Linked DNA regions of Homo sapiens: region 2 is linked to region 1. The links are chromatin contacts, found by Hi-C in ENCODE. All regions are on one chromosome and are shown on one strand. Each heading gives the region's core, a stretch centred on a gene start or an enhancer-like site at or near the end of the contact. The rest is flanking DNA. Distances are from core to core; before and after follow the strand shown. Region 1 holds the start of CHSY3 (chondroitin sulfate synthase 3). Region 2 has its middle 420 kb from the start of CHSY3-AS1.

The links. Hi-C counts contacts between places; a loop is a spot of excess contacts on that map. Pooled maps may share reads with other maps.
Region 2: a loop to region 1 is called in a map of endothelial cell of umbilical vein, with 4 times the contacts of the local background. The contact joins the enhancer-like site here to the promoter of CHSY3 in region 1. A Hi-C loop is called at or near these places in 1 of 168 maps with a recorded cell type or tissue (endothelial cell of umbilical vein), 5 of 37 single-sample maps with no recorded cell type and 1 of 50 pooled maps.

The regions. Positions count from the first base shown.
Region 1 is chr5:129,902,618-129,907,411 of GRCh38, forward strand. It overlaps CHSY3 (chondroitin sulfate synthase 3), which reads left to right and starts at 1,848. Exons shown (of 3, transcript NM_175856.5): 1 at 1,848-3,014. The coding sequence starts at 2,213. CHSY3-AS1 (CHSY3 antisense RNA 1) reads right to left here and starts at 3,310. Exons shown (of 3, transcript XR_002956248.2): 1 at 3,225-3,310. RefSeq lists a silencer at 2,006-2,215.
Region 2 is chr5:130,321,850-130,326,554 of GRCh38, forward strand. No RefSeq gene overlaps it. Among named protein-coding and RNA genes, the nearest start is that of CHSY3-AS1, 420 kb to the left of the region's middle. Within about 2 kb of position 2,327, at least 3 of the 41 ENCODE cell types and tissues checked have a DNase peak (open chromatin) inside an H3K27ac peak, as active enhancers do; they include endothelial cell of umbilical vein, where a contact is called at or near this core.

The DNA of each region.
Region 1 (4,794 bases), core at 598-3,097:
AAAATGAAAATTCATTTCTTCAATCACACTAGTCACCTTTCAATGCTCCATAATTTTATGTGGCTACTGTCTTATCAGCACAAATAAAAAAAAATTTCCATTATAGCGAAAGTTCTATTGAATAGTACTATTCTAGAAATTTTAAAATGCCTTTGACGATTTAAAAATCAGAAGGGGCCTGTTTGACTAGCTTTGTATTCTAACTAAAATTTAACTTTGAGAGAGCCCAGTAATCTGTATTCCCAAGTGTCTCTGGGAAAAACCTAGACATGGAAAAGGAGCTTCATTGTCCAGCAGATGAAACATTTAGTCAGACGTGCTCATGCACAGCCAGGGACCGGTGTGGAAAGAACCATTCCTCCAAAGGCTCCAGGCAGGCCTAGTGTTCCAGGGACGCTGCCAGCACCTCGCTGGATCGAGCCATTATGTCTAATGCCATTCAATACCATCCCTTTGCGTTTGATGTCTAAAACAGAAGACTGAAATTTGAAGAGAAGGAAGTACTTGGGATGCCAAATGCACCCCAGACTATAGCTTTATGCACAACCTTTAGAGAGAAATTTGTTAATGCTCCCTTCTTCAAAAATCATATACCTTCAGGTAATTTCTTCCTAACGTAACTAAGGCACAATGATTTTGGCCAATACAGCTTAACTTTTTTTGAGATTCTGTTGCTGGACAATTTTCCTCCCTCATTGGAGAGGTAAAATTTTCCTGTCTTTGCCTTAGAAAATAAAACGGTTCATAGGCAAGAATAAAAATCATATCCTCCATTTTATTTTTTGATTAAGTTCACTTATTTTGTGGGGGTAAGAATTTCTTTCGTTTGGATCTTCAGGGTATTGGCCCTGTGAATGTGTGCCCATTTCTCCACTATTTGCCAGTCCCACTGAGCCAATCTTCTACCAAGACTGAAAATAGACCATAGTTCTCATTTCTTGAACAGATATCATCAGGAGAGCCGAGGGGGAGACCATTAGGCAGCCCCACATTTTCCAACTCAACAGGTGGAGGACATGGGATTTTTACGTTCTTTGGGGATTGAACCCCCACACACCACCAACTCCCTTAGCCTTTCAGGATAAGTATTTCCAATCCCTCAGAGATTTTCTTAGGAGAGACCCTAACGACAATGGTGCTTCTGTGAAGGACTGAGGAGAGCTGGTGGACGATGCAGGTAGGAGGGAAGTTAGGCTGGGAGGAGAGGTGCTGGGATGGGACGTTTGGTTTCCTGACAAGTGACCGACTAGAGAGAGAAGGCGCGGAGTGGCAGCGGTAAGAACAACGTGGAAAGGACGGAAAACGCGAAGAGTGGCGCCCTGGCGGACCTGGGGCGGGGCAGAGTGGTAAGGGTCACGCCAGGACGTACCCGGCTGTGGGCCGGGGGAGGAGAGCACGGTGGGACAGCAACGAACTTGCTGGGGGCTCCCGGACCCGAGCTCCGCCGATGAGGTCAGCGGAGCCTAGGCGCCGGGAGGAGGCCAGTAGAGCCCCCAGACACGAGTGTCGGGAGGCCAGCGGAGGGGCGGGACGGGACGGGAAATGGGACGAAGAGCAAGAGCTGGGGGAGGAGGGAAGAGGGGGCGTCGGCGCTGCAAGCCGGAGGCGGCCCGACAGGGATCGTTTCCTTCCGGAGAGGAGGCCGGCTCTGGACTGAGGCGCGGACGGGGGGCGTCCAAGGGCGGGTGACGGGGAAATACCGCGGCCCGCGCTTCTCTCCGGCTGGCAGCGGTGCCGCCTGCGGCTCCTCCTCCGGGCCAGCTCGGAGCCCGGCGGCGGGGGGAGCGGGAGGCGGGAGTGAGGGCGGGGGCTCGGGAAGGAGGGAGGAGGGAGGGCCCAGGCGCGCCACTGACAGGGTGGCAGCCTAGGAGCGGACGCGTTGCCGCCGCCGCTGCTCCTCCTCCTCCTCCTGCAGCTCCTCCAGCTGCCGCTGCTGCCGCCGCTGCCGCCACCGCCGCCGCCGGGAGAAGTTTCACTCCCGACCCTTGCTCGGAGCCCCGGCCCAGAGCTGAGCGGGAGCCCGGCAGGCAGCTGCAGCCCGCGGCAGTCGAGGCGTCCGCGGCGCTTCGACCTCCAGCCGGTGTCGGCGCCTAGGCGGCCGGCTGCGGCCGCGGCTGGGGGCGCAAAGGCGGAGGAGGGGCGGGTGTGAGCCGGGGAAACCGCGTGCCGCGCCGCGACAGCCCAGCGAGCGTCCGCGCCCGGGACAGCCGCGATGGCTGTGCGCTCTCGCCGCCCGTGGATGAGCGTGGCATTAGGGCTGGTGCTGGGCTTCACCGCCGCGTCCTGGCTCATCGCCCCCAGGGTGGCGGAGCTGAGCGAGAGGAAGAGACGTGGCTCCAGCCTCTGCTCCTACTACGGTCGCTCTGCTGCTGGCCCCCGCGCCGGCGCTCAGCAGCCGCTCCCCCAGCCCCAGTCCCGACCACGGCAGGAGCAGTCGCCGCCCCCCGCGCGCCAGGATCTCCAGGGGCCACCGCTGCCCGAGGCAGCACCCGGGATCACCAGTTTTCGAAGCAGCCCCTGGCAGCAGCCACCTCCGCTGCAGCAGCGGCGGCGAGGACGCGAGCCTGAGGGCGCGACGGGGCTTCCCGGTGCTCCAGCGGCCGAGGGGGAGCCCGAGGAGGAGGACGGGGGCGCGGCTGGGCAGCGGAGAGACGGCCGGCCGGGGAGTAGCCACAACGGCAGCGGGGACGGGGGCGCTGCCGCCCCGAGCGCCCGACCCCGGGACTTCCTGTACGTGGGGGTGATGACCGCGCAGAAGTACCTGGGCAGCCGCGCGCTGGCCGCGCAGCGGACCTGGGCGCGTTTCATCCCGGGCCGCGTGGAGTTCTTTTCCAGCCAGCAGCCCCCCAACGCCGGCCAGCCCCCGCCACCCCTGCCTGTCATCGCGCTACCGGGTGTGGACGACTCCTATCCTCCCCAGAAAAAGTCCTTCATGATGATCAAGTACATGCACGACCACTACCTGGACAAGTATGAGTGGTTCATGCGCGCCGACGACGATGTCTACATCAAAGGTGACCTCCCTGCGCCGGCTTTCCAGCCTGCCAGTCTCCCCGACTCCTTTCTCTGTAACCGGTCCTAGCCCCTGCCCAGCCCCTCCGCTGCTTCTCTGCCAGCACGTGCTTCGGGCTCCCACAGGCCCTGGCCCGCCCTCCCCACCCCTTGCATCCGCCCACAATTCGTAGCCCGTTCCTCGTCTTCTGCAATCTGGACCCTCCTCACACCTGCCTGGCTTTATTCGCCTTCCTCACTTGCTGTTTTCGGTGCCGCCTCGCGCTTGTCCCTTAGTCTTTACCTCGTCGGAGAGGTTAGAAAAGGAACCTTAGAGCTAAACCAAAGGCCATTCCCACTCTGCCCTCCTCTGAAAGCCCCTGCTGATGGTAGTTTCCCCAATCGGTCCAGAGGGGCGTGGTCTTCAGGAAGGGAAGACGGAGGATGCTAGCTACAACTAGTCTGGAGATCCAGTGTTCTGGCTTTGGATCTTGCTCTTTTGTTTAAACTGGATCTAGCGCACTTTTGGAACTGCTCAGATTGAGGAATCGTCTTCGCTGTCCCGGACCCTTTCCTATGTGTTCCCTTCCCTTTGGCTCAACTCTCCACATACTGGGAGTCCTTGGCCATCCCCACCGTGCCAGCGCGCTGCTCCTTCCAGCCGCTACAGTTCAGCACCAAGCCGTCCCCCATCCCCCCGCCACACCTCAATAAAACCCTGAGAGGATGGGCATGTTGTAAGGAATTGGTGGTGGGGGAAAAGAGGAAAGCACCCGCTAATAAGCCAGACCCCTGGGAACAGCAGACTGTACTAGCACACACTAGTATTGGTTCCTTTCCAGTGCATTTTGTTGGCCGCGGTGATAAGCAGAGGCTGGAAGTCCTTCCCAGAACCACAGGCAGCCACAGCAAGAAAAAACTTTTTTTGTCAGTTTAAAAGAGGCGCGGTCTTTTTCCCGGAATGTGGGCGGCTCTGGACAGAGAATTTCTAAACTCAGCGGATCAAAGTTCTTTAGGTCAGAGAAGTGAATCTTTCCAGTCCAGCCAGTTGCTGAGATGGGGAGCAACGCAAGGGAAGCAGCAGGGTTGTACCGAATGAGGTTTCTCTGTGTTTTCCACATTTCCTTGCTTCCCGGTCAAAGGGGGGCAGCCCTTCCTTATTTTATGCCTTTCTACTCGTAGCCTCATTGCTTCCTCCTGATTCGGATAGTACTTTTCACATAATGCAAGAAAAACGAACAAAAAGCCAAACAATAAACCCAAACTGTTGCATTTTGGCACAAGGAATTAGTGTAATCATAATAACTAGAGATTTCTTGGCTTTGGATTGGAAGGAGGGAAGTCACTCTAGAGCAGGTTGGAATAGAAAATACTGATAATTGGATATAAAAATAAAGAATGGTCTCATTACATTTTTAACAGTGGTATTTAGGATTGACTCAAAGAAGAAAGCTTCCTCTACTTTAAGTTCCTTGCCTTGGATATCTCAAAATTACAAAGGTTTCCTGGCAGAAGTTTGCCACATTTTGCAGGGAATTTATAAAATGCATTAACAGCACCTACTTCTTTCATTTGTTTTAATACTTTGAAAGATTGTCCTTCAGAACATTAAAATGACATATTATTTCAATTTCTATTAAGAATGAAATGTGTTTTGAATTAAGAATCCAATAATAGCTGAAACTCATTGAGATACACGGGGCAAGGCATGGGATCAAGATAATGACTGCAGATGCTGTGCTCATCAAAAATGGTAGTAAAGATGCTGACTGGGAATATGAAGAAGGTGACTCTCTACTTATT
Region 2 (4,705 bases), core at 1,077-3,576, 420 kb after region 1:
AAAGGAAATTTTACATATTTACATTGTGAATTTGTTTCTTGGCTAATCCAGTCTACTTGAGAGTAAAATTTCATTAAACTTGGACAATGAAAATTCTTCTCCCTATAGTCAAAAGTAATAATCAATATAATTTGACTCTAAAAATTCTAAAATGCACATGACTAATTTTTTTTAGTATGAAGGAAGAATGAGGGGAAATAGGTCTGTGGCAAAACAAATTAACTCTGATTCTATTTTTCACACATTTTGAATAAGAGATTCACACCTGCCATTTATAGAAGTGTAATTTTCACAGTCCTGAGGGTGAGTATCCACCTTCTTTATGGAAAGTTAAGCTATACAGTTTTGCAAATAGAATATTGCATTTGATTTAAGATTGTTGATTTAAGGTAAATATTTGCACAAGCATCATAGTCCATTTGTTAAGAAAAAATGATAATTCCTTAGGGCCAAGCTCATTTTCAAGATAGTGTTTCAGATACACCCAATCAGAGAATTTGTTGGTTCCAAATTAGATAAGATTGTAGATTTTAATCTATGGAATCAGTATCTAAAGATTAAAAACATGACATCACAAGATGCGAGAATGTTAGAATGTATTATTGAACCAACAATGAACACCATTTGTAGGCTTTTGGCTGTAGTATGTGAGAAAAATTATGCATTCTGTCTTCCTGACATGCTCTCTTCAGGCTTCATAATGTTGTTTTGGTAGCAGTGTAAAGTATTCTTTATTATTTTGTAAATGTGTCCTCAAAATAACAGGTATTATTTTGGTATAATTCTAGTTAAGTAAAACTCTGGCAGAACTGTTAAGTTATAGAGTAAAAGACATTTCTACAGGTTGGTTAAACCCCTACTTATAGCTCCTATATATTACTCTTGTGAATGGCTGCTGATACCAAGCAAAGATTTTAAGGGTTATTAATTTAACTTCTTCTGATGTACTCAACAACACTTTCTAAAAATCACATGCAGTAATTTCCTCCTACTTACTTCAAGCATTAAGTGAACAGATTTGTATAATTTTGTATGCATAATTTTATTTTAATCTATAATGTAGGTGCCATCACTAAGTTCTGCTGAAGAATTGATTACTACAAATATTTTTGTTTTCTTTAATTTGGAATATATATATAAAATCTAGGAATACAAAATGCTGTATAATGGAATCCAAACTTTTCATTTTTTGTATTTATCCTTTAGAATAGTAAAAGTTCATGCATGCCTTTAGGACAATATTAGAGTAAGTTAGTAGAAAGAAATGTAGAATAATGCTATTAGGTTTTCTGTGTTTTTTCACTTTCCCATATAAAATGTGGTTTCCTAAGGTTAGATGGGAAAACGACAGTTGTTTTCTAATAATCTTAATTTCTAGTTCTGCTCTCAATGTCTAGCTCTGCTCTCTACAAACCATTATTTTCATTCTTTTTTATTTAGGTAGTAATTTGATATAATTAATACACTCCCACCCAAGGCACAGAAAAAATAATTATAACAATTCATTCTAACATGTGTTCTCCTTTAATATTGTTTCACAATGAAAATATGGACCTTTGGTAAAAACATAATTTCTCCTCTTCGTTTGAAAATGTAAAAATCATAGGTAGCTTTTGTGATACTAGGTGCTCAAATACTTGTAGTATTTTATGATAGAAACAACTCTGTCAAAGATTGTGTTAATCTTCTTAAGCAACAAGAATTCCTATTGGTCTTTTCCTTACACATTAAATTGAACCAAATAATTTCAAAAGTCTCAAAAGCTGTGAAATTATTATAATAATTGGAAATGTGTCAAAGTGTGGAGTATTTATATGACAATTTCATTTAAGCTTTCAGGGCACTATTGAAACACATTTCAACCTTAAATGGCCATCCAGGCAGAGGCTTTAGAAGTAAATTGTTTACATTGATTCACAATCCCATAAGCCTTTATAGTAAACTATCCTCTTTGAATTTACTACCTTGGTTAATTCAGCAGAAAATTGCTTTCTATTTCTGAGACCCGCTTAGAAGGCTTGAGCAGATTTTTTTTTAAAAAAATTGTTCTGCGATGATGATGAAGGGAGACTTGAGAATCCCTTTGAAAAATAGAATTGACTACAGACCGAACAGCCTGTGTTTATGGATAACTGAGCTTCACACCTCTCACTGAAGGTGAGAAAGTCCTATTGAAGATGACAAAGCCCTTATCACAGTGCCTGGTACAAGGTGGGTACCCAAATGTGTGTCCCTATAAGACAGCAGCAAAGAAACTGTTACTCCTCAAAAACTCTCATCTCCACTGAATGGGTATAGGACATAGAATCTTCCTGTACTTAAGCAACTTTTAAATAGCACTTTATACACTCTCAAAAGATCAATTACATCAGAGTAGCTATGGCTTGTGAAAGTAAAAAAGGGAAGTGAGCAATATCTTAAGAATACCTGGCAGATAAGAAATGCAGCTGTTATGATTGCCTAACTGACCACCTGTTTCCTGTTGAAGGAGCCAGTTGTACTAGTGGAGAGATTTTAAAAGGAATTAAAATACATTCTTCAAATTTACATCAAAATGGATATCATACTATCTACTGTTTCATGATTAAGAACACATACAAAGCCCTTCTTTTATCATGCCTATAGTTCCTGGTGTTCCTGAAAAGTTATAGTGAGACTCAACTATGTACTGAAAGAAAGGAGAGGTAGAAATCATACTCAGCAGCAAATGGGATGCCTGAATCTGAATCCCAGCTCTGCAGTTTACTAACCATGTGACTGTAGAAAATGTTCCAATCTCTCTTATTTTTCTCATCTCTTAAATGGTGATACTAATAATAGTTACATCCTAGGGTGTTGTGAGAACGAAATGAGTTAATATATGCTAAGCATTCAGAACAGCCTGCCAAATAATGAACACTACGTAAGCATTGACTTATTAATATTTTGTTATTACTTTATAAGCACGAATTTTCTGTAATCAGGGAAAGAAAGAGAAAAGCAAAGAAACCTTGATGTTCCAAGCAAGTAAATACTCAAGTTCATCCAGTTGTGTTTCTATCAAATGTGAGGGGTTTAGGAGTAGACTATCTTCTTTATTTTATACCTGATGGAACTTAGGCAAAAGGGAATAACTGGCTTGTATCAGATGATGTCAGTCATTGATTCAGTCACTTTCAGAGCTTTTCTTTTTATTTTTCTTTCCATGATGAGCATTTACTCTTTCAACAGCCAAAGATCATTTCCACGTTCTTCTGGTAATGAAACTGAGCAGGTGTCCCACAGAGCTGATGTTCGTGGTTTCTTTGAATAAACATAGAAGTTGGCCCTCCTAGTTTTAAAACCTGAGAAAGTTGCATTTGTCTTATCTGAGTTCCTTTCCAAGGAAACCAGCCATCAGGCCTCCCAAATAGTAGCAAGGAGCTGAAAGTCACCAGATCACTGCATTTGGACAATCAGATGCCCGACACTTTATCTGTTAAGTTTGCCTAACTGACCACTTGCTTCCCATTGACCAGCTGCTCTTCTTTACCCCTCCCTAATTCCTGTTTTCCCACACATGGTTACATTTCTTCCCTGCTATATCAGCTCCTAATTTTAGTCAGTCAGGGAGATGGATTTGAGACCTCCTGGCCTCTTGGCTGCAGCACTCTATTAAAGGCTTCATCTTTGGCAATACTTGTTTCAGTGATAGGCTTTCTGTGAAGCAAGAAACAGGATCTAGACCGAACATCTGGTGTTTTGGTAACAGTAAGTGAACACAATTTCCTTTGAAAGTTGTCCCTCGCTGACAAGGATGCCAGTTGTATTTCACCAAGCCCGGTAAGGGTCATTGACCTGCGCCTGGCCAGGCAGCCAACGTATTGTTGGATGAATGTTACAAAAGAAGGGCTGCTGATCTTTTATATGGCGCTTAATATATAAATACTGGATAACAGAAGCACACTTTACTCTGAGATCAGTGGGCTGACATCATGTAAACTTAAGGCTGTCTACAAATATGGCATTCCCATTTTTATCTTCCATCTGGGGGAAGCCCAGCAGCAATGGAGGAAATGAGGCCAACACATAAAGTGAAGCAGAGCTAATGGATGAAAGAAGAATTCTGATGGTATCATTTAAGTATCCGGAGTCTTGAGACCTTTCCTACATCTGGATTTCCAACATATGAAAGCTAATAAATTGCTCATTTTTTTGCTTAATCTATTTTCACTTGAAGTTCTGTCAATTGTGATGAACAGAGAGCCAACTAAAACAAAAATACTGCAAATGGAAAAATCCTAAAATGTAGATTTGACAGAATAGAAAAGGGAGTGAAGGGAAGTATGGCTCTTACATTTTACAATAACGCAATAGCAAAGCAGCTGGTAGATCTATAACCTATTATACCTTGGGTCTTGAACCATATATCAACCAAGGGTGGCACTTCATGGGCATGGTAGAGAAACATCATGTTGTTAATGTGTTTATTACCTCTTGTAGCTTCCAGTAACATCCAAATGGAAAGTGCTAAATGTTTAGTCTAAGCCGTTATAAATGAGAGCACATAGAGAAAAATATACATCTTTAGGAAAGGTGGCTGAACTGCAACCAATGACTGGCAAAGATTAGATAATCATAAGGTTTGCAGGATTAAAATTCAATTCCCTTTTATAGACCAAGTTGGATTATCTTTCTAGATTAATTAGTTAATCTAAAATGTCAAACACTGTGAGAAATAAAGTTG